Linked DNA regions of Homo sapiens: region 2 is linked to region 1. Evidence: chromatin loops called from intact Hi-C (ENCODE). Cell type or tissue: CD14-positive monocyte. All regions are shown on one strand. Links, peaks and the distances in the headings refer to the core of each region. The heading gives the core; the rest is flanking DNA. Region 1 has its middle 180 kb from the start of TMCO5A. Region 2 holds the start of LOC105370773 (a long non-coding RNA gene).

The links. A loop is a pair of places that touch in the nucleus more often than their neighbours do. Peaks named below come from ENCODE experiments on the same cell type or tissue, not always from the same donor. Only the 100,000 strongest peaks of a DNase experiment are listed, where the experiment ranks them.
Region 2: a loop joins it to region 1, with 3 times the contacts of the local background. A loop is called at or near these places in 3 of 110 quality-filtered maps.

Annotation. Positions count from the first base shown.
Region 1 is chr15:37,750,705-37,762,229 of GRCh38, forward strand. No RefSeq gene overlaps it. Among named protein-coding and RNA genes, the nearest start is that of TMCO5A, 180 kb to the right of the region's middle. In CD14-positive monocyte, for the core only: no CTCF peak of the experiment used is centred there; no DNase peak of the experiment used is centred there.
Region 2 is chr15:37,669,352-37,680,876 of GRCh38, forward strand. LOC105370773 (a long non-coding RNA gene) reads left to right here and starts at 3,811. Exons shown (of 3, transcript XR_932116.3): 1 at 3,811-3,886; 2 at 9,549-9,615; 3 at 10,124-10,186. In CD14-positive monocyte, for the core only: no CTCF peak of the experiment used is centred there; no DNase peak of the experiment used is centred there.

The DNA of each region.
Region 1 (11,525 bases), core at 1,153-9,152:
ATACCACCTCACAACAGGCAGAATGGCTACCATTAAAAAGTCAGTTTCTCAACTGCTTTCCGAAGAACTTAAAATAGAGGAGATAGGAGATTTCTCAAAGAACTTAAAATATAACTACCATTCAACCCAGCAATCCCATTACTGGACATATACCCAAAAGAAAATAATTCATTCTACTATAAAGTCACATGCACTTGTATGTTCATTACAGCACTATTCACAATAGCAAACACATGAAATCAACATTTGTGCCCATCAACAGTGGATTGGATAAATAAAATGTGGTACATATGCACCATGGAATAACATACAGCCAGACAAAGAACAAAATTATATCCTTTGCAGCAACATGGATACAGCTGGAGGTTATTATCCTAAGTGAATTAAACAGAACATAAAACCAAATATTGCATATTCTCACTTATAAAAGGGAGCTAAACATTGAATACACATAGACATAAAGAACTAGAGACACTGAGGACTACTAGATGCAGGAGGAAGGGAGGTGGCCATAGGCCAAATACAACCTATTGGGTACTATGCTCACCACCTGGGTGACAGGACCATCTGTATGCCAAACCTCAGTATCAAGCAATATACCCTTGTAACAACGTTGCCCATGCATCCCCCCGGGTTGAAAATAAAAATAAATAAAATTTTAAAATAAAGTTGTGGATTCTATAAAAGAAAGAAAAAGAAAAGGAAAAAGAGGAAGGAAAAAGAGGAAGGAAGGAAGGAAGGAAGGAAGGAAGGAAGGAAGGAAAAGAGAGAGCAAAAGGGAGGGAGGAAGGAAGGAAGGAAATGCTTTAAAAAATCATGAATTTTTAGGGACATGATATTTTCTTTCACATTCCTGAGTGGTCAAATTGAAGTATTTTTGCCCTTTGAGGAGAGGATTCAGTGGACTCAGAAATAAACTTATGTCTATAGTTTTCATATATAAAAATAAATCTTTTCGTGGCCAGGAAAAAATTAATACGAACGTGGCATTTGGAAGCTTTAATATGAATGTGACCACTGCTTGGGCAATCTCATCTTTAAGCTACAAAATGTCCCATATTTCATCATTAAGTCTTCTTTAATCACATAATTCAAAAATTGTTGGGTGATAGCTATGTGAAAGGAATATGTATAAGAGTTTCTTTTTATTTGTAAGAAAGATGTGGAGAGTTAGCCTGGTGTCAAAAATGTTCTTCACGTAACTTCAAAATGACATTTTCCCTCTGATCTTAGTTGGTGTGACAAAAATTACAAACAAAAATAATCCTGCAACATTCTTTTCCTTTTATCATCCCTTTGAATATTTCCAAAAATATTTGGCAAAGCCTGAGATATCTTCCAGATTTTCATGTACTCATTGATACCCATCCTTAAAAACCTGAGTCAGGTTTTTAAGATGATATTTTTACAAGAAAAAGGAGTCCTATCACATTCTAACTTAACTGGTTTTAGGACTTGAATTCTGACCTTGTAGAGGATTTCACATTTTATTTGAGATCAAATACATTTTTATTTTAATATTGCATCAGGACCCGCACTGCATAGACGGAAACCTATGATTTCATTGGATCCATGCATATTAAGCAGTAGAAACGAGGTCAAAAATGGAAAAAACAAATTAAGTGGGTCTTTAGGATAAAGAAGGGCAATGTGGTAAAATAGAATGGAAGGACTCTGGTTTCATCCTTCCATACCTGTTTGACCTCGGACTGAGGTTTGATTTACTCATTAATAAAACAGAATGTGGCCGGGCGCGGTGGCTCACGCCTGTAATCCCAACACTTTAGGAGGCTGAGGCGGGCAGATCACGAGGTCAGGAGATCGAGCCCATCCTGGCTAACACGGTGAAACCCCGTCTCTACTAAAAGTACAAAAAATTAGCCAGGCGTGTTGGCGGGCGCCTGTAGTCCCAGCTACTCAGGAGGCTGAGGCAGGAGAATGGCACGAACCCAGGAGGCGGAGCTTGCCGTGAGCCGAGATCATGCCACCGCACTCCAGCCTGGGAGACAGAGCGAGACTCTGTCTCAAAATAAATAAATAAATAAATAAATAAATAAATAAGAATGTTGTAGGTTTTTTTGTTGTCATTCATAATTTTCTGTTTTTTTTATTTTTGAGATGGAGTCTCACTTTGTCACCCATGCTGGGGTGCAGTGGCATGATCACAGTTCTCTGGAACCTCCACCTCCTGGATTCAAGCGATTCTCATGCCTCAGCCTCCCAAGTAGCTGGGATTACAGGTGCACACCACCATGCCTGGATAATTTTTGTACTTTTACTAGAGATGGGTTTCACCATGTTAGCCAGTCTAGTCTCAAACTCCTGACCTCGTGATCCACCCACCTGGGCCTCCCAAAGTGCTGGGATTACAGGCATGAGCCACCATGCCTGGCCCATAATTTTCTGTTTTAAACAAGAAATATATATATACCTATCCCTTAGTTACAATCTGAAAACTTGAAAATCTCTGAAAGCCAAAAGGGATTTTTTGTATTTCACTGATGCAGAACAGAACTGAACTGAAGTTAATATGCATACCTATCTTAGTTCATGTTATGTTGCTACAGCAGAATATCACAAACTGGGTGATTTATAAAGAACGGAAATTCTTACAGTTCTGGAGGCTGGGAAGCCCAAAGTCAAAGGGCATGCATATACTGTGGGCCTTTTTGCTCTGTTATCCTATGGCATGGCAAGAGGTGGAAGGGCAAGAGAGTAGTATGAGAACAAGAGGAAGAGGGCCTAACTCATCCTTTTATTAGGATAGCACGCCAGTGATAACAGTATTAATCTATTCATGAGAGCACAGACCTCATGACATAATCACCTCTTCAAGTTCCCAGCTCTCAAAACTTTTGCATTAGAGGTTAAGTTTCCAACACATGAACTTTGGGGGACACGTTCAAACGATAACAATACATTTTATCACAGAAATAGTAATGTAATAATTCAAGATCTTGCCCACGTCACTAAAAGTGTTACCATAAATATGTACCATATTCAATTTCTAAAATTAAAAAAAAATGTGAATTCAAAACACATCTGGCCTCAAAGGCTTTCGATGTAAGGATTGTGGGCCCATACAGCTCTTAACAAAGCCTTCTTCTTTCCCTTTCCCATTTAAAAAGTTAAAATAATGCATCTTGAGTTGATTTTTATATAGGTGTAAGAAAGGATTCCAGCTTCAGTCTTCTGTGTATGGCTAGCCAATTATCCCAGCACCATTTACTGAATAGGGAGTATTTTTCCCATTGCTTGGTTTTGTCAGCTTTGTCAAAGATTAGGTGGCCGTAGGTGTGTGGCCTTATTTCTGTGCTCTCTATTCTGTTGCATTAATCTATGTGGCTGTTTCTGCACCAGTAGCCTACTATTTTGGTTACTGTAACCCTACAGTATAGTTTGAAGTCAGGTAATGTGATGCCTCCAGCTTTGTTCTTTTTGCTTAGGATTGCCTTGGCTATTTGGGCTCTTTTTTGGTTCTGTATGAATTCTAAAATACTTTTATTTCTAGTTCTGTGAAGAATGTCATTTCTTCACAGGTTTGATAGGAATAGCACTGAATCTGTAAATTGCTTTGGGCAGTATGGCCATTTTAACAATATTGTGAAGAATGTCATTGGTAGTTTGATAAGAATAGCACTGAATATGTAAGTGGCTTTGGACAGTATGGCCATTTTAACAGTATTGATTCTTCTTATTCATGAGCATGGAATGTTTTTCCATGTGTTTGTGTCTTCTCTGACTTCTTTGAGCAGTATTTTGTAATTCTCATTGTAGAGATCTTTCACCTCCCTGGTTAGCTGTATTCCTAGATATTTTATTCCTTTTGTGGATATTCTGAATGGGATTGCCTTTTTGATTTGGTTCTTGGCTTGCTGTTATTGGTGTATAGGAATGCTGGTGATTTTTGTACATTGATTTTTTATCCTGAAACTTTGCTGTAGTTGTTTATCAGCTGAAAGAGTTTTGGGGCCAAGATTATAGGGTTTTCTAAATATATAATCATGTCATCTGCAGAGATAGTTTGACTTTCTTCCTATTTGGATGCCCTTTATTTCTTTTTCTTGCCTGATTGCTCAGGCTGGGACTTCCAATACTATGTTGAGCAGGAGTGGTGAGACAGGGCATAGTTGTCTTGTGCTGGGTTTCAAGGGAAATGCATTCAGCTTTTGCCCATTCAGTATAATGTTGGCTGCGGGTTTCTCACAGATGGCTCTTATTATTTTGAGCCATGTTCCTTCAATACCTAGTTTGTTGAGAGTTTTTAACATGAAGGGGTGTTGAATTTTATCAAAAGCCTTTTCTGTGTCTACTGAGAAAATCATGTGGTTTTTGTCTTTAGTTCTGTTTATGTGATGGATTATGTAAAACCCCAAATTATAAAAACTCTGGAAGACAACCTAGGCAATACTATCCTGCACACAGGAACAAGCAAAGATTTCATGACAAAGACACCAAAAGCAGTCACAACAAAAGCAAAAATTGACAAGTGGGATCTAACTAAACATAAGAGCTTCTGCACAGCAAAAGAAACTATCAACAGAGTAAACAGACAACCTAGAGAATGGGAGAAAATACTTGCAATCTATGCATCTGACAAAGGCCTAATACCCAGCATCTATAAGGAACGTCAATTTACCAGAGCAAAACAAACAACCCAATTAAAAAGTGGGTAAACAGCTGGGTGCAATGGCTCACACCTGTAATCCCAACTCTTTACAAGTTCAAGGCAAGCGGATCAACCACATACATAAAATTTTTTAATGTGTTGACAATGTTGCATTTTGATGCTCCCATCTCTATTTCCAAGTTTCAAATAACTTTAAAGTGTGCAGTGTTATAGGTCAGAATATGACAAAGGCATGCAATGTGTTTGTATTATATTCTATTATATGTTAAATACTATATTATACGTTATTATATTTATTATATGTTTGAGGTTCTCATGTCAAAGCCTGGATGTTTAGGACAATAAAGAGTTGCTTTGTGCTTGGGGGAAAAAAGCAAGAAAATTAAAATAATTCAGCAAAATCAAGGAAGTGGTTAGAATGACTTAACTTCATTTAGGTCACCTGTTAAATTCTTCACTTCAATGGGTTTTTAAATAATTTGTTATAAAGATAGGACGTAGCAAAGTTGCTCACAAAAGTGTATTTTAGGAGTCCTGGAATTCAAAATAGTCTAAATAAATTGTCAGGCAATATGTTCAAGAAATTACAAGATACTAAAAGAGTAAAGCTGGCAAGTCATTAGAACACATTGATATTGTCTGGAAAGAAGAGAGGGCACGCCTCATCAAAAACTACCTCACCTTGAACCTGATTACAATACAATTTGTATTTATTCACTTAAAGTCCTCATCAACAAAACAGATCTACAAGCACTGATAGTGAATCAGGGTCCTATTAAGGATGAATGAATATTTTTTAAAGAATGGTGGATTAATGGCAGTAATGTCCCTTTCTGTCAAGTCCTGAATGGGCTTTACCAGACTAAACAATACCTGTTTTTTACCTAATAAGGATAATACTGCTTGGCTTAGGACAAAACACAAAACAACGAGGAAGGGTTTAGACACTTGCAATCCCCAAGGTCTTGTAACAAAGGGCAGGGATTGCATCTCCTGGGTCCTGGCCTCATTCTTACATCAATGATTATGTTCTACCTCTCTAAATCCCTTCAGTGCACCATTTCATTTCTTATTCTCAACTGTTGTGTAATGAGCACCTGCCAAGTTTCTGTTAAATTTTTCTTAAATTTTCAGGCAGTTTCCAAGGTATCTCCCTTTTGTGATAAAAACTCTGCAATGTATTTCAGTGTATTTCAGGTGAGGAATTTAAAATCCCACTCATAATTGTTTGAAATCTTCCCTCATTCAAGCTGTCAGAGCTTGACAGCCCTGGTTCTGTTGTTATGCACTATTAAATGGGAGCTGCTCTCCAGCCTAGGGGTACCTCTCTGTTTCAGTGGTGGGGAAATGGGTGAAGCTTATTGGGGATCCTTGGGGAAGGCAATGCCATATAAATGGGAGTTTCAGCAGAAGGAATGAAAATAATAAGTCCCTTTCTGAAAGCTCAGACCTACAAAATTTTTAATGTGTTGACAATGTTGCATTTTGATGCTCCCATTTCTATTTCCGAGTTTCAAAATAACTTTAAAGTGTGCAATTTTATAGGTCAGACTATGAGAAAGGCACACAATGTGTTTGTATTTTAAATTTGGAGTTTTCTTTAAAAGCCATAGAACAGTAAATGTTTTGAAGATACTATTTTCTGCATTCAAGTGAAGGTGAAGAGAAGGGGAAAAGATGTGATGATTTTTCCATCTGATTTCTATTTCCGATAAATACCCTAATGACTTCTGCTGCAAAATGCAGAGGTCGTTAGAAAGCAGTGTTACTAATCTAGATGGAAACAAATTTCAGTCTGGGGCAGTAATACATCTTATAGCTCATAAACACATTGAGCCCAATTATCTTAATATGTTTTACATGATAAGAGCAATTACAAAATATCTGGAAGAGTTGATGTGCTGAGGGTAATTATTTTAATTTATTCACACTTAGACACTGAGGTAGGATATGAGATATACTTCCATCAGGACTTCTTTCTTCTGGAGACATTCATTGATTTGTTCATTCACTCATTCAATAAATACATCATTCACATTTTTCAGATATTGTGCTAAAGACAGGTAGCACGAAACACATGACAAAAAAGTAAATGTAAACTACCCTAAAGAGCTAGCACTGCAGTACAAAAGATGAAGCAGGTATATAAATAAAGCTAACATAGTACAAAGTGAACAAGTACTATAAGAGGTGTACAAACAACGCCTCTTAGAAAAGGCCATTGAGGCTGGGCGCGGTGGCTAATGCCTGTAATCCCAGCACTTTGGGAGGCCAAGGTGGGCAGATCACCTGAAGTCAGGAGTTCATGACCAGCCTGGCCAACATGGTGAAACCCCAGTGCTACTGAAAATACAAAAATTAACCAGGTGCGGTGGTAGGCACCTGTAATCCCAGCTACTTGGGAGGCTGAGGCAGGATAATTGCTTGAACCTGGAAGGTGGAGGTTGCAGAGAGCTGAGATTGCACCACTGCACTCCAAACTGGGCAGCAGAGCAAGACTCCATCAAAAAAAAAAAAAAAAAGAGAAAGGAAAGAAAGAGAGAGAGAGAAAGCAGAAGGAAGGAAGGAAGGAAAAGCAAAAGCAAAAGCAAAGGCCATTGATGTGAAATGAGCATTTCCAGCAAAGGATGGCTTTTGGGAGAGATTAAATTTGAGTTGGACATTAACACAGAATTTAGGTAGCAGGGGCTGGGGGAAAGCAGACAAACTTGAAAGGAAGAAAACTATCCAGGGCCAGGTGGACGGGGGCTCACACGTGTAATCCCAGCACTTTCAGAGGCTGAGGCAGGCAGATTGCTTGAGCTCAGGAATTCAAGACCAGCCTGGGCAACATGGTGAAACCCCATCTCTAAAAACCATACAAAAATTCACCAGGCATAGTGGCGAGCGCCTGTGTTCCCAGCTACTCAGGAGGCTGAGGTGGGAGGATTGCTGGAACCCAGGAGGTTGAGGCTACAGTGAGCCAAGATTGTGCCACTGAGCAACACAGCAAGACCCTATCTCAAAAAAGGAAGAAAGAAAGAAAGAAAGAAAGAAAGAAAGAAAGAAAGAAAGAAAGAAAGAAAGAAAGAAAGAGAAAGAGGAAGGAAGGAAGGAGGGAGGGAGGGAGGGAGGGAGGAAGGAAGGAGGGAGGGAGGGAGGGAGGGAGAGAGAGAGAAAGAAAACTATCAAGGCTGAGGTATGGTGTGCACCCAGACAAGAAGATCAGGAAGCACAATGTACACATAGGGAGCAACAGACAATGTAGTCAGACCAAATGCAGAGAATACAAAGGTCAGGAGAGAGAAATCAAGCTGGAAAGGCTGGCAGGTACCCAGGTCATGAGGGAGGCTTAGCGAAGAAAACACAAAGATAAGAACTTTGGACTTTACTACTAAGCACTGGGGAGCCATTAAAAGTTTTTGAGACTAAAATGACATGAGGATATTAAACAGATTAATCAGTAAGAAGCATGATGGATAGACTGGAAAGGTCAAATAACTGAGCTAAGAGAACAAACTAGGCAGCCCCTGCCCTGGGTGAGGTGAGCACTAATTCAGGAAGAAGTTAACGTAGTGGCAAAAGGAGTGGATGGTGCCAGGGGTTTGGGAGTCTGAGGAGATCTGAGAATGTTGATAGGCTGGGCTGAGAGGAAGAGCCCAGTGAGAGAGAGATGATGGAGACACAAAGAATGTGTAGAAAAATGGTGGAGTAATGTCCAAACGGAGGTGGCAGCAAGGCGCAATTGGAGCAGGCTGGATTTCACAAGTAGGGATGGAGTAGGGATGGTGGTAGTCAACTAAGAATAAGGAGGCTTGGGGGCAATCAGTGATTTTATAAAGAAAGAAAAATGTCTACACCAACCAATGCAGGGGACAGGTTAGAAAAGAGTCTAGGAGGCGAGTGTGCACATTATCAGACAAAAAAGCACACTTCACTCATACTGGTAGTGCATGAAGTGGTGCTCAAAATTAAAACAGGCAACACCGCCAAATAAGGCCATGGTAGATTCGAATTTCCAACACAACACTTTGTGGAATAAATATACAGAGCTACACCTAAAGCAGCAACACCCTGAGAGTCACACAATTAGAAAACTATGTGATGGTTTGGTCTAAATGAAGTGAAACTGTTTTATGTGACCTTTCTCTATTAATTTAGCTAAGTTGATGTAGGTTAGGTTCTGTTTTGTTTTTATATTATGTATAGACGAACCTCTTATTTCACTATTAAGTAATATGTATTAAGTGACTCTGGCACAAGATACAAATTTTCTTCCCACATAAATCTCCTGTTCACAAAACAAGTATCAGAGGTAAATAAGCAAAGAAAATGGCCAGGGAACAGCAGTGGATGATGGGTCCAGGACATGTTCTTTTGAGACCAGGTGCAAGGAGAGGCGCTGAAGGAAATGCCTGCCTCCTCACCCCATACCACTCTTCAGAGAGGTGACGATTGTTCTCCAGCCCCAGGGGAGTAGGTTCATCAAATTTAAGCCCTCTCTGTCAGTAATGAAAAGAGCTGGCACTTCATTTTTTCTCCAATTTTGCTAACTACGGGTTCTCCCTCAAAGTACAGGACCACCACATTAGAGGCAGAAGGAAAGGGCTTAGCTCTCCACTGCACATTTTCTGAGAGATGGGAATGAATGTGTTTCAGGAAGACAGAAATTATTCATATGGAATACTGATCTTAAAAGAGAGGATATAATGGCTATGTGTTTGTTTACTAAGAATACACCTAAAGTATATTATATAATAAGTTGCACTTTACTTTTGTGGAGTGCAGATTTTTTTTAAATGTTGCTACTATACAAATAGTTATCAATCATAAGATTTTTCTCCCGGCCAGGCGCGGGGGCTTACGCCTGCAATCCCAGCACTTTGGGAGGCCGAGGCGGGAAGGTCATAAGGTCAGGAGTTCGAGACCCACATGGCCAATATGGTGAGACCCTGTCTCTACTAAAAAAACAAAAATTACCCCGGCGTTGTGGTGGGTGCCTGTAGTCTCAGCTACTCGGGAGGCTGAGGCAGGAGAATCGCTTGCACCCAAGAGGCAGAGGTCGTAGTGAGCCAAGATTGTGCCACTGCACTCCAACCTGGGGCACCAAGCGAGACTCCATCTCAATAAAACAAAAAATAAACAAACAAAAAATTTCTCCCATACCTCTATACCTCTCCTCTTTCCAGTCCTTGCCATCTCCAGCACATATATAGTCACTTGAATTCAAAGTATAGGTCAACACGTGGTACTATAAAATAAAGCTTTACACTTCTCAGTGTTTGCTCTTATAAAATAAATTTTTAAAATTATATAATTACAGTCTAGATACATGGATCCTTCTACACAGGATACATGACAAATAAGAACATTTTCCAGACAAAGAAGTCCACTGAGATGTAGGCATTAATTTAATAAAATGGGCGTGAGTCAGTGTTGCCTTGGGAAAACAGATGTTAGAGATGCTGGTACCCTGTGCTAGAATGTTTCCTCCCCACCAACTTTTTCTCCTATTTTAAGATGCCAATAAACACCACACACAGAGGTGCTTATTGGTGTCTTGAAATAAGATAAAAAGCAGGTTAGCACTAAGCACTGGGAACAAAGAAACATGAGAAAAGTAAGCTGAGTCATACTTAAAAAAGAGATTAAGTGGAAAAGCCCCTGATTTCAAGAAACCCTTCTGTATCTCTGGGCAGTAAAGGATTAATTCAGCAGGCCTGGGCTGCTCAAACCCTACACATTTCCGAGGTCTTCAAGACTGACCCTTGGTCCAACTCCTGGAGATGACTTTTTAGCCTTGAAGTATCCTATTTTTTTCTTTTTTTCACGATGGAGTCTCGCTCTGTTGTCTAGGCTAGAGTGCAGTAGTGCAATCTCGGCTCACTGCAACCTCCACCTCCTGGGTTCTAGCGATTCCCCTGCTTGAGCCCCCCGAATAGCTAGGATTACAGGTGTGTGTCACCACGCCCAGCTAATTTTTGCATTTTTAGTGGAGACAGGGGTTTCATCATATTGGCCAGGCTGGTCTCGAACTCCTGAATGGTAGTGATCTGCTCACCTTGGCCTCCAATAGTGCTGGGATTACATAAGTGAGCCACCAAGCTCAATCTGGAGTATGCTACTTAATAAGAGTGTCTTGCATGTACCTGAAGCTTTGGTCCATACCAAATAGTGCATGCTAACAATAGTGCATGCTAACAATGTGATTTATGGTGAACACTTGTTTTTGTGTGCCTGGGCTTTGGGCCACACTGTATCAGCTGGACCTCTTGATCAGCAATTGTTGCAACCAATTTTTCTGACTTTGCAAAAGAGAGCCCACCCAAAGTACACAGGTTAAATCAAGTGGAGAATAAACCTGAATTACTTTGAATATTCAGCACAGTGTGTGAGCAAAGTTACTCTAATAATTCTTTTTCTAATATTACTATCATCTTTATGGAAACTCATGGAACTGTTTCATATTTAATACAGGCTTTAGGTAAAAATTGGTTAATTAAAATTAAAAAGCAATGTCCCTGTTTTGTGTTAGAAGAATAAACCAAAAGCTTAGTAATCCTCTCCAGATTCTATTCTATAGAATTATTATTATTTCTCCATTACTTCACCTGGTGAACTTCTGGTTACTCTTTAAGACCTAGGCTGAAAGTCACCCACTCCCGTCGCACTATGTGGTCTTTTACAACTCTTACAAAATATGCTTCTCTCAGTGCTCCCAAAATCTCTTTACATGTTTTCTAAACACAGGTCACATTGCATGCACAACGTGTTTTGTTTTCACGTCTCTCTAATTTACAGGATTGTGAGTTCCTCATGGTAAGGGCAGCAATCATTTGATGTTTCTGGTCTGCAAGACCTCTCTCATGTCCTGCTATATAGGAGGCACTCACTTAACATTAAATACCTAAGTAAG
Region 2 (11,525 bases), core at 1,858-9,857, 81 kb before region 1:
GAGTTTATGAAACCAGTGAAATAATTTTAAAGGGGAAGGTGTTAGTTTTCTTTCTGAAACTTTACTATATTTCCTTATTCTACAAATGAAAATAGATTGCATGGCTCACACAAATACATAAATATAGCAAAATAAAAAATAAAACTAGATAAGAATAATACCATTGTGTTTTGCACAGAATCCACTTAAAACCTCTAAGTATACTAAAACAGTGTTAGTAAGTCTTCATCTGCTTTTCCTAATAGAGAGAAAATGCTAATTAATTTATAGATAATATTTAAAGTTTATTTTATGCACCATGTCAGCAGATGCCGTTAAAAGAGAAAAGTGTGCTTTATAGTCCTATGGAAGGTAATAAATGTCAAACACATGTAGATACAGTTATAACTTTATGAACACTCAGGGTAATGCACACAAGGAAAACCTTACGCAAACACCAAATAAAAAGACATGCTTTCTAAGCACAGTCAGGGGACTGTTTTTTAGCTCTATGTGTAATGTAGGTGAGATAGAGGGTTAAGGGCTGCAGTGCAGTGTTCTGCAATAAACCCCCTGCAAGCGAGGGTTTTGATGGGGTGCTAATTGAGTAGCAGGTGAACATAAATAGAAAACACCAAGGGTGTGTAGGGGGGAGTCTTTTTGTTGATGAGAGAACATAAAAATGCTGAGCTCTGTAATAAGAAATAAATACAATCTGGGGCTTATTTCTCCAACCTCATTCTACCCTCCATAGTATGGGCCTCTCTAGATAAAAATGTTTGCTAGGGATTAACATGGCTTTTAAAATGTTTGGGTGAAAACGGAATAAATCAGGTAGGTTCCCGAAGCATATAAAAGCTTAAGGGTTTGTGTCTAGTGTTCTGCCTTTGTTCATTAGTTTGTGGTTAGATGCAATGTTTTGTATGGTTGTTGCTGATTTCTGACATGATTGGCTCAGAATGTCTCAAGACGTTAACAATGGCTGAATCATGAAGCATCTAAAGTAAAATTTCATCAAGATTTTATCAGAATGTAGATACCAAAAACATATAAAACAGAGTGAATAGAAACGTGAAGACTGACTCAAGCTTTCTGAAGTTCAAGATTCTTTTTTAAAAAAAGTAAATACTGCTTTTTGTTTAGCTCACCTAGACAGGTTTTAAAAATTTGTAGGTTCTAATGTTGATATTTCACCTTTTCCAGGAAATCATATAATACAAATACATAGAACCATCATATTGAAGATTTACCTTTCTCTGAGAAGCATTTTCAGGTGTATGTAAAGTGCTATATTCACTGACAGTGTTGTATATTTGAACAAAAATGAGGTCCCTGCACAGCATCGTTAATTCTAATAAAAGTATTATACACATCCAAGATGTAAGACATTTTAATACTATTACGTTTTTAATAACGATAGATAATGACACATTTCTTGTGCACCAGCAACTGTGCTAACCACTTTTTACATACTATTTCATTTGATCCTCACAACAATCTTAGGAAGTAAGCACTCTTAATTAAATTTCTAAGTGAGGATACCAATGTGTAGAAAGATTAAGTATCTTTTCCATAGTCACATAACAAATTAGTTGTGAAGCCAGATGTTGAACCTAAGTAAACTGATTCCCTACTGAACACAAATCCTAAACTGCTCTTTTATACACCCTCCTTACATTCGCTCTTCCAATTCCTGAAGAATATTCACTAAATGAATGCTTCGCTGTAATAAAGACTCTTGCTATTTTCAGAGAGTTAAGGTAGACTAACAAAAAGTTTACTTCCTCACATGGTCTAGAGCAGTGATGTTAAATTTTAATGTTCAAATAAATCACCTGGAGATCTTTTTTAAATGTAGATATTGATTCAGTAGGTCTGAGGTGGGACCTGAGAGTCTGCATTTTCAACAAGCTTCCTGGAGATGTCCTTGCTGCTGCCTCAGACCATACTTTAAGTAGCAGGTCTGGCCGGGCGCAGTGGCTCACACCTGTAATCCCAGCACTTTGGGAGGCCCAGATGGGCAGATCACGAGGTCAGCAGATGGAGACCATCCTGGCTAACATGGTGAAACCCCGTCTCTACTAAAAATACAAAAAATTAGCCGGGCATAGTGGCGGGCGCCTGTAGTCCCAGCTACTGGGGAGGCTGAGGCAGGAGAATGGTGTGAACCCAGGAGACGGAGCTTGCAGTGAGCCAAAATCCTGCCACTGCACTCCAGCCTGGGGGACAGAGCGAGACTCTGTCTCAAAAAAAAGAAAAAAAAAAGTAGCAGGTCTGTGGAATTTTTCCTGAGATGCATCAAAGGGATAGAAGTACAGTTCCAGTTGTTTTCCTGTGCCCTCCTTTAATTACCTAGTTTCTGTGATGTCACAATCTAGTTTGGAATAACCTTATCAACTTCCTGACTCTTTCTTCTTCTATCCTATTTTCCCCTTGTCTCAAAGAAGAAAACTGGAATGCTAATATAAATATAAATATTGCCACCAAATTCCGAAAGGGAGATAACCAGCTCAGGCATGTGTTAAGGAAAAATAATCCTGTGTCTTCTTTGTATTACTTTGTAGATTACAGACTATTTTATAAAAGTTTGAAATAAGTCATACACAGAACGCTTTCTATCACTAAGCTCACCGGGTAAAAATCAGAAAAACAAACATCTCCAAAATTACCATTTTCAGAAGTATCAGAACAACCCTACAAGAATAAGAGATGCAAGAAGTAGAATGGTGAGTATTTTAGGAACCAAGATATTGCCCAGAAGTTTAAGACTCATTTTAGGTTTATCCTGCACATCCAAACTTGTCCTTTCATATCCAACAATTTACCACACCCTATAGATTTAACATAACAAACAGCAATTCTTTTTCATCCACCACTGCTTTGGTTTAGTCCCCATCCCTTCTCACTTTACCAGTTTCCTAACATGGGCAGGAGAGAGGATTCCTGTTTAGCCCCAGGACTACTTCAAGGCCATTCTCTACACTGCTGCCAAGGAAACTTTTCCAAATTATTAATCTAATGTCACTTTGCTTTGCCTCCTTTCAACAGCTCCCTATAGTGTTAAAGTTCAGGCTTCCCAGGTTAGCACAGATAGCTCATTGTGGTCACACCCCCTCTGTCTCAGTAATTCATTCCTTCCATTACCTCACACAAACCTTTTACTGGTACTGAACCAGAATACAGCTCTACTATTGCATCACGGTGTTTTACACCTTCCTGCCTTCTCATGTTCTATTTTTATTCAGAAACTCTCCCCTTTCCCTTCTTTGCTCTCCTTCCTAGACCTCCCTCCTACACACCCAGCCAACTTGCCAAGAATCAGTTCAAGAAGTGTTCTGGAATACCTGAAAGCTCCCTGAATCCTCCTATTAAGATACTCAGAGGAACTACAGTAGGAAAAACAAGACCTCATAGACTACATCTGCAATAAGTCTAGATCACAAATGTAACTCTAAAATATAATTTGGTGGGGCTAAGTTAGGAAAAACTACAAGACCTATATGGTATCAAAACAGTATGGCTGAAATCAGAGGAAAGACAAAGGGACTGCTGATGACCCTGAGAGCTGGAAACTCCCAACTATCAGGCACCCCTAGAAAGCACAGTGGGCTTTTCTGAGAACAACAGGAGACAATGGGAGAGGATTTTGAAAGTTCCACTTTGAGAGTAATGAGGGCAAATACAAGTGGCCTAAAGAATGATCTGATGGTCCCAGAGAGTTTTGGGGTCTGGGGTCTATAAACTCTCAAAAGTGACAGACAAATCAACCCTTACATTACAGAGCTTAGCCCTAAGGAGAAACTGCTGGTATTCTAAGCCACAGAGAGCAGAACAGGGACTATAAGAGTAAGGAAAAACAAGGTGAAGATAAAACTGAGAAGAGTAGCAGAGGAGGAGGATCTAAGAGGTAGCTATTTTGATCTATCTTCTCTTCTAAAAGTACATAAAAAGTCATTTTACTTAACAATGAAGAGCAGCAAAAGAATGCCACAGGATCTTACATAAAATTAGTATAAAAAATAAAATAGTGAAAAAAAATCTCTCAAATAAGGAAAGCACACCAGAAAATTATGCCCACAAAACAGATGAAGAACCTAATGTTTCAAAATGAGCTAAAAATAAGAGAATTCTAGAATCTATAAAGAACAACATATATCAGAATCTAATATATCAGAATTTAAAAACTCAGAAGTGAGATGATTAAGAAAAGGATTTAAAAAGAGAGGTAAAAGAATTCAGGAAAGAATTAGAAATAAAAGAAAAAATAACTACCTCTAAAGTTAGGAAAAAACACAAAAGTAAATAAACACAACAAAATATGCCTTAAGAGAAATAGGATATGGAAAAGAGGAAGTTTTATAGATAATAGAATTTTGAAAGACTACTAAAAAGCATTTGAGAGTAAGTGATGAATACAGAAGAAAAGCAAGAGATTCAACATAAATATACTAGTAGTCTCTGAAGAGGAAAACTAAAGCAATGGACAGAATAAATATTAAAACTATAACTCAGGAAAATCTTTTACAATAATAAAAAGTCTTAAAACTAAACACTGAAAGGGTATACCATTTAGCTGGGAATTAAATCTATAATGCCAACATTAAGAAATATTCTACTAACTGACTGGAGATATATACATGCATATGTGTGTGCGTGTGTGTGTGTGTGTTTATTGAGGGGATATTATTCCCTTAAACCTTCTCTGAATAATCTATTAGAGAATGAGCTTCATACAATGAAAATGACTTAAGAGGCTTTGACATAAGTACAAGAGGTAGCACTAAATATATTTTTTCTATAGAATCAAGGCTGATGATTATAACAATAAAATGTCTGTGTGCCCTAATAATGTAGCTATAATACAAGAATCAAATATAGATAAGTACAATAAACTCATTTATTATTTCATATGTATTCATTAGGTCTACAAGGATATTACATCAACAAATGCTGGATTCGAGAGAAGAAAGAAAGAGAAACAGGTCACTAGTTGGTTGCATTAGTGCTCATAGTAGGAAACAATAGTCAATAGCCAGAAAGGGAGGAATGGAAATTACTATTACAAAGGATTTATTAAAATAAATATAAAAGTAATTATTAAAACAAAAAATGCAAACCTTCCTAAATGCCAGAAGATATTTTCAAAACTTTTAAATTTACTTGTGGGGAAAGAGAAGAATTAGAGTGAAATAACCAGAAATGAAAGCTAAGCTTCGTTTATTATAACTTGCTTCAAAACTTTGATTCTGGGGTGGTCGTAAGGGTTCGTGCCTTGTAATCCCAGTGCTTTGTGAGGCCAAGGAGGGAGGATCACTCGAGACCAGGAGTTCAACACTGCTGTGATCTATCCTCATGCCACTGCCCTCCAGTCTAAGTGACAGAGCAAGATACTGTCTTTAATAATAAATAAATAAATAAAACACAATTTAATTTTGGACCCTTGTAAATATTTTTCATAATTTCAAAGCAAGCTTAATTTATAAAATACAATCTCTAAAAATTAAAAATAAAAGTATAAAAATGACCCAACTGTATAAACAGTGCGGGCATAACTATACAGAAAGGAACTAATTCAAGTGAATTTAAAACATGGTAATTTAATTGCACATTCTGAGGACATGCCCTAAGGATTAAAAGTAGAATAAAAGAGAACAAGCAAACAAAAACACCCACTACGATCAGACTATTTTGAGAAAGCATATAGTTAGTGGACATGTTGGTAGTGTTATTCTTAGGTTGTTGTGTGATTACTATGGGATAAACAAATGAGAATTATGCTGGTGTTATTGAAAGCACGGATCTTTCAAGTGAAAGAAAGAAACACTATTGTAACACATAATAAGGTTAAGTAGTCTTGAACTGTAGTCTTGAATTTTGATTGGAACTGTCAATACAAAGTCACGATTTGTTTTTCTTTGAAAAATATTTCCCAACTCAACCATCCACAATGTCTCAAAACAATGTACATCCCAGCTGAAATTAGTGTCTTTGGTCTTCAGAATACGGGTTCTAAACTAGACATCTTACTATGAAGAAACAGGGATCCGTGCATAAATTGCTGATTGCAGGTCTGGGATTGGAATGCGAAATGTTTGAGATGGTCCTTAATGAATCGATAAGCTAACTGGAGCAACTCTAAAAATCTGGTCACTGGGCCAGTAGAGCTCTAACATCAACTGGGCAGTTGTAAGGAATGTAAGTTCTCTGTCTTACCTCAGACCTGCTGAATCAGAAGATTTGGGGTAGAGCCCAGCAGTTTGGGGTTTAATAAGTCTTCCAAGTGATGTTGATGAACACTGAAGTTTGAAAACCATTGCTCTAGGGCAATGATTATCAATGGCTCTTAACATCAAAAACATGAGAAGCAACCAATTATACTTTTTCTGACAAAAGTACATACTGCCAACCTATGAAGTAATCTTGCCTCCCACCAAAACCAAAGTTGAACCTGGGTCAGATTAAGCTCTAGTTCTTACAATCAAGTTATAGAAAATAGAGATAAACATGTTATGCAATCAAGAAAATCCAGACAGAGGGAAATTCTATAGGTTAAATAATCCAGGGTTTTCCAACAAAGAAATTCTAAGGAAAAATTATACATGGAAAAAGAACCTATAGAATAGGAAAGGCCAATTATAATAATATGTGGACCTTAGCTGATCCAAATTCAGATAAATAAACTGGAAAAACAACATTTATAATATAATTAGATAATTTTGAGCACTGAGTATTCAATAATATTAAGGGCCTTTAATCATTGATTTTTTTGGAAGATGGTGATACTGTACCTATATTTTGGAGATACACATGTAATTATATGCTGTCCACAAAAAAATTCAAAATAAATCTGGGGAGGAGACGGCGAAGTGGATAAGATAAATAAAATTGGCCTTGAGCTGATGGAATTAATGATTACTGAAACTGAGTAATGGTTATGTAGAAGCTGAGAAGCCTATTACAATATTCTTTCCATTTTTAGGTATTTGAATTTTTCAGTAATAAAAGGTTTCACATCAAGCATCATCTCTTCCAAAAAAAAAGGTTCCTTAGCACCACTCCGAACTCGATTTAGATAGCCTTTGTCAGTGTTTCTGTACTGCTCTGTGTGTAACTCTACCTTGTCTATGATCAGTTCCTTGAGAATATTGGGTTTTACAACCTTTTATAATCCAGTGGCTATTGTAGTCCCTGTACACAGCATCTTTTTCAGTTCAGGGTCCTCAAGGGAAACAGAAGTAATACCCAAACAGGGTAACTGAAGAGGGTTCAATAAAATAATTACTCAAGGTTAAGAGAAAAAACTAGAGATGAGGCATATGGGACTGGCAACAGCAGAAAGCCCTTACCTCATCTTGCCCAATGGGAAGGGAATGGGAGACTTACCTGAAACCTAGTGGGAACTGTGGCTTTAGGAAAGGGCTCCTGAGAGGAGCGGTAGCCTTTGTTAGAGGAACAGACCTGGAGCCCTATGGGGGGTGATTGCAGGGAAATACGTACTTCAAAGTCACTCCAATATTCTGCTGGTAGCTTTCATTGATTGAATCCACGTAGAGGCCAGCAAGCCCGTTAATGCAGTCAACAGGAAGAACACGAGGGTGGAAAGTGGATCTTGATGGTGAAAAAATTCAGCACATTAATCAATAATAATTTTTGAATAAAAGAATGATGCCTACAAGCAAATAAATCCAAAGACAAAACAATATAATGGTCCAGAAAAGTAATCAATATTGATGTCAGAGGTAGACGCAATGCCACAGAGACAAGAGGCTTCCTTAGAGATTCAGGGGGTTTCCAAATCACGACTTAAACTGTTTGGTGTGTGTGTGCACACACAGCTGTGCGGGTGCGCATGCAGAGGGGTGGGTGTGTGTGTGTAAGGAGGCACATTTGATGACACCATTCTCATGGAATCTCTTGCTCTTGCTCTTAATCCATCGGGCAAAGATTTTGAGAAAATCTTAGTTTATTTGCAGCAGATTTTAAAATAACCACAGATATTTCTATTGATCATTTAAAAGAATGATCTTTGTCTTTTCTATCAGTTTTTTTATCTCTAATAAAAAAATTATTTGAATACATACTGTATTACCTCCAGTGGTATTTTTTAAGCAGCATGCTAATATCAGAATAGCAGTGTAAATATACCTGCAATTGTCAGTTAACCTCATGCTATTATTTTTAGACTGCCTGCGGCAGTGTATCAGTACTGTCAGAAGGAAAAAATAATACAGAATAAGGCATTTTCACATTCTTTTCCACAAGCCAAGACACAAAATGGGCTCATTATCAACATGTGGTTGCCTACATTTCAATATTAATATATCTTTAGCTCTCCAATAACTGCTGTGGAGTTGTCTAATTCAGCAAATGTAAACATGTGTTCCCCCAGGAATGATACGCTGCCAGGCAAATGAGATATTTTTTCCCCTCAAATCCTTCCTTGAAATAAACTAATCAAGTCTAAAGATTCCAGGGCACTATTCTAGAGAAAAATGTTTTTTTTTTTTGAAGATCACAGTGTTGCTAGTGTTTCTACCCAGGGAGTTCAACCTGATGACCTTGCTACATACATGAGGCCTAAAATTATTCATGTCAAGAAGGAATTTTTTTTCTTGTACCAGATTCTCACAGGACCTTTAGCTGATAATAGCTACTAATGTCCATGGAAAAAAATTAAAAATTATATGATTCTGGAGTATGTACATCTTCATACTTTCCATGATATCCGCAACCATATCTTAAAGCATTTACCTGGTAGCAGGGACATAAATTCAAACTTTGTCACCAGGGACCAGTTTCTTGGAAGGCAATTTTTCCATGGGGGGAGGCAGGAATAGTTTGGGGATGAAACTGTTTCATCTTAAATCAGCAGGCTTTAGATTCTCATAAGGAATGCTCAACCTAGATCCCTTGCATGTGCAGTTCACAACAGGGTTTGTGCTGATCTGACAGGAGGTGGAGGCCAGGCAGTAATCCTTGCTCTCCCACCGCTCACCTCCTGCTGTGCAGCCGGGTTCCTAACAGGCCACAGACTGGCACCAGTCTGCAGCCTGGGAATTGGGAAACCCTGGACTAGAGTGCTGGTTTTGCAAATCCAAATCTTGAAGCAGTATCCCAACTAAATATCCCAAGAGATGATAATAAACATTTACTATTCTTCATGTACAAAGACGGTTTAGTTTTCTACCAGTTAGATGGCAGCCTCCATTTTTTTTAGTAAAGGTAATCAGTTCACATCATATACACGGATACCTTGTTCTCCATGAAAATAGGAGTTTTCTGTTCAGCTATAATAGCTACCAGCATGCACAGGAACCAAACCTATGACTTCTGCCGTAAGGGCCACAAAGTTACATCCAGCTGAGTCCCCTAATGCATCTGAGTCTTTTGCAGTCAAGTATAGTGGTATACTTAGAAGAATATGTGATCTGCAGCCAGAAGACTTGTGGTTTGGGTTCTGTCTCTGCCACTTACAAGCTATGTGAATGTGGGCAAGCCATTAAACATATTTGAATTGTAGTTTTCTTATTGATAAATTATAACTATTTATAATTATTGCTGTCCTACAGAGCTGTTGTGAGGATCAAATAACAGTAAATGTGAAAGAAGTTTATAAATTGCTGAGTGCAATATAAGGTAAGTTTTCTGGCCTTTGATATAATTGTTTTATCTGATCAATCCACATTATTTGAGATCTGTCAACATGGGATTTCCAATTATCTAGTTCTGTTTCCTCCATCTTTTCCATTTATCCTCTCTTTCCAGTTTTACTATTCTCCATCCTAATTTAAAATATTAATTCCCAATAAAAATCTCAAATCTATCATTGATGGGCATTTGGCTTGGTTCCAATTCTTTGCTATTGTGAATAATGCCGCAATAAACATATGTGTGCATGTGTGGGGGTGGGGGGAGTGGAGAGGGGGGAGGGATAGCATTAGGAGATATACCTAATGTAAATGACGAGTTAATGGGTGCAGTATATCATCATGGCACATGTATACATATGTGACAAACCTGCACGTTGTGCACATGTACCCTAGAACTTAAAGTAGAAAAAAAAATCTCAAATCTAAGTAAATGCTATAGCAAAATATTTTAACAAAGTTTGCTCTCTCTTTTTACCCTTAAAATTTATTTCTAGCACAGCTTCAGGGATTAAAGCCAGAGACCACAAATGTAAAGCCAGGCCAAGAGTCAGCCTCAGGATTAAGGACCCCAAGAGGCTGGGGAGGTCAAAAATCACCCTGAAGACCCCATCTGTGGAGATAGGGTGTGTCTCACAGAGAGGTACACCCACAGTGTTTATGAGGGTTAGGAAACTCCAACACCTTATGCAAGGAGATGCCAGCAGGAGGAAAGGAAAGTCATCATAGATGTTTTAGTCCACCAGCAGATTGTCTGGCCAATAGGAGTTTGTAAAGATTTGAGAATGGCTAAATGCCATATCAGGAAAAGCATTTGACTGATAGTAAGAACTAGTTTCACTTACTGTTTCTACTAGTTATGGAACCGGTTTGAGCAAGTTTTGTTTTGTCTTTCTGGGCTTCAGATTCTTCAACTATAAAAAGTCCAGATCGCTTCTAAATTTCCATCAAGCTCTAAAATAGCACATTAGTCATAAGTAATTCATTTCTATTTTCACTATGCAAAATAAGATCAATCTGACAAAAATAAAATAAAATAAAAACAGCCGTCACCACTAAAATTTGTGTTTGATATGATTTTGAAGTCTTCCCATTCACTTGGGAAAATTCAAGGTTCTATTTAAGAAGGTTCCATAAAAAGTCAAATTAATATCCTTTGTACCTACTTCTTTAAGATGACTGCTTAACAGGAATTCTGATAAATGACAGGAGCTTCTGCCTGTAGCAACCAATCAAAATGTATTATTAGCGTAACATTCCCATGTAACGACATGCCAATAATTATCTCTTAAATGGAAATGTGGAATTCTTAACTTTCACATGTACAGAACATTACAATCATTGGGACCTAAAAAAATTGTAATTAGAAATTTCAACTATGTCACATTCTAGATTTCTTGTTGGTTTTGTAAAACTGGCCCCAGAAGAGGAAAGCGCAAGGTCACTATAAGTGTCCCTCACTTAGCATAAAACCCAGGACTTAAACTTTCTCATCTGGATGGGAACCCTCTCTTCTCTCTTAATACCTCTTTTTATCTTTCCTATCCTCTTTACTGCACCCACAAAATAATATTGTCAGAGCTTTCATATTTATAAGCTATTGAAGAGATAATAGCAGATAAGAACTTTTTTTTTTTTACTTCACTTTGTATTTGTTGTTGTTTTGATTCAGGAAAACATTGAATTGTGTTAGTGTAAAGGGGAGAAGAATAAATCTAGCCTGATGAAGAGTGGGAAGATATTAAGCAAATGATTTGTCATGCAGTAGGGGAGTCAATAAATATTTTATGTTGATAAAATCAGAAGCAAGTGAGCTAATATATAAGAATGCATTTATTAAAACATAAGATACTATATAAACACTCTTATTGTCATCAGTACTTTAAGCAGAGCAAAAAT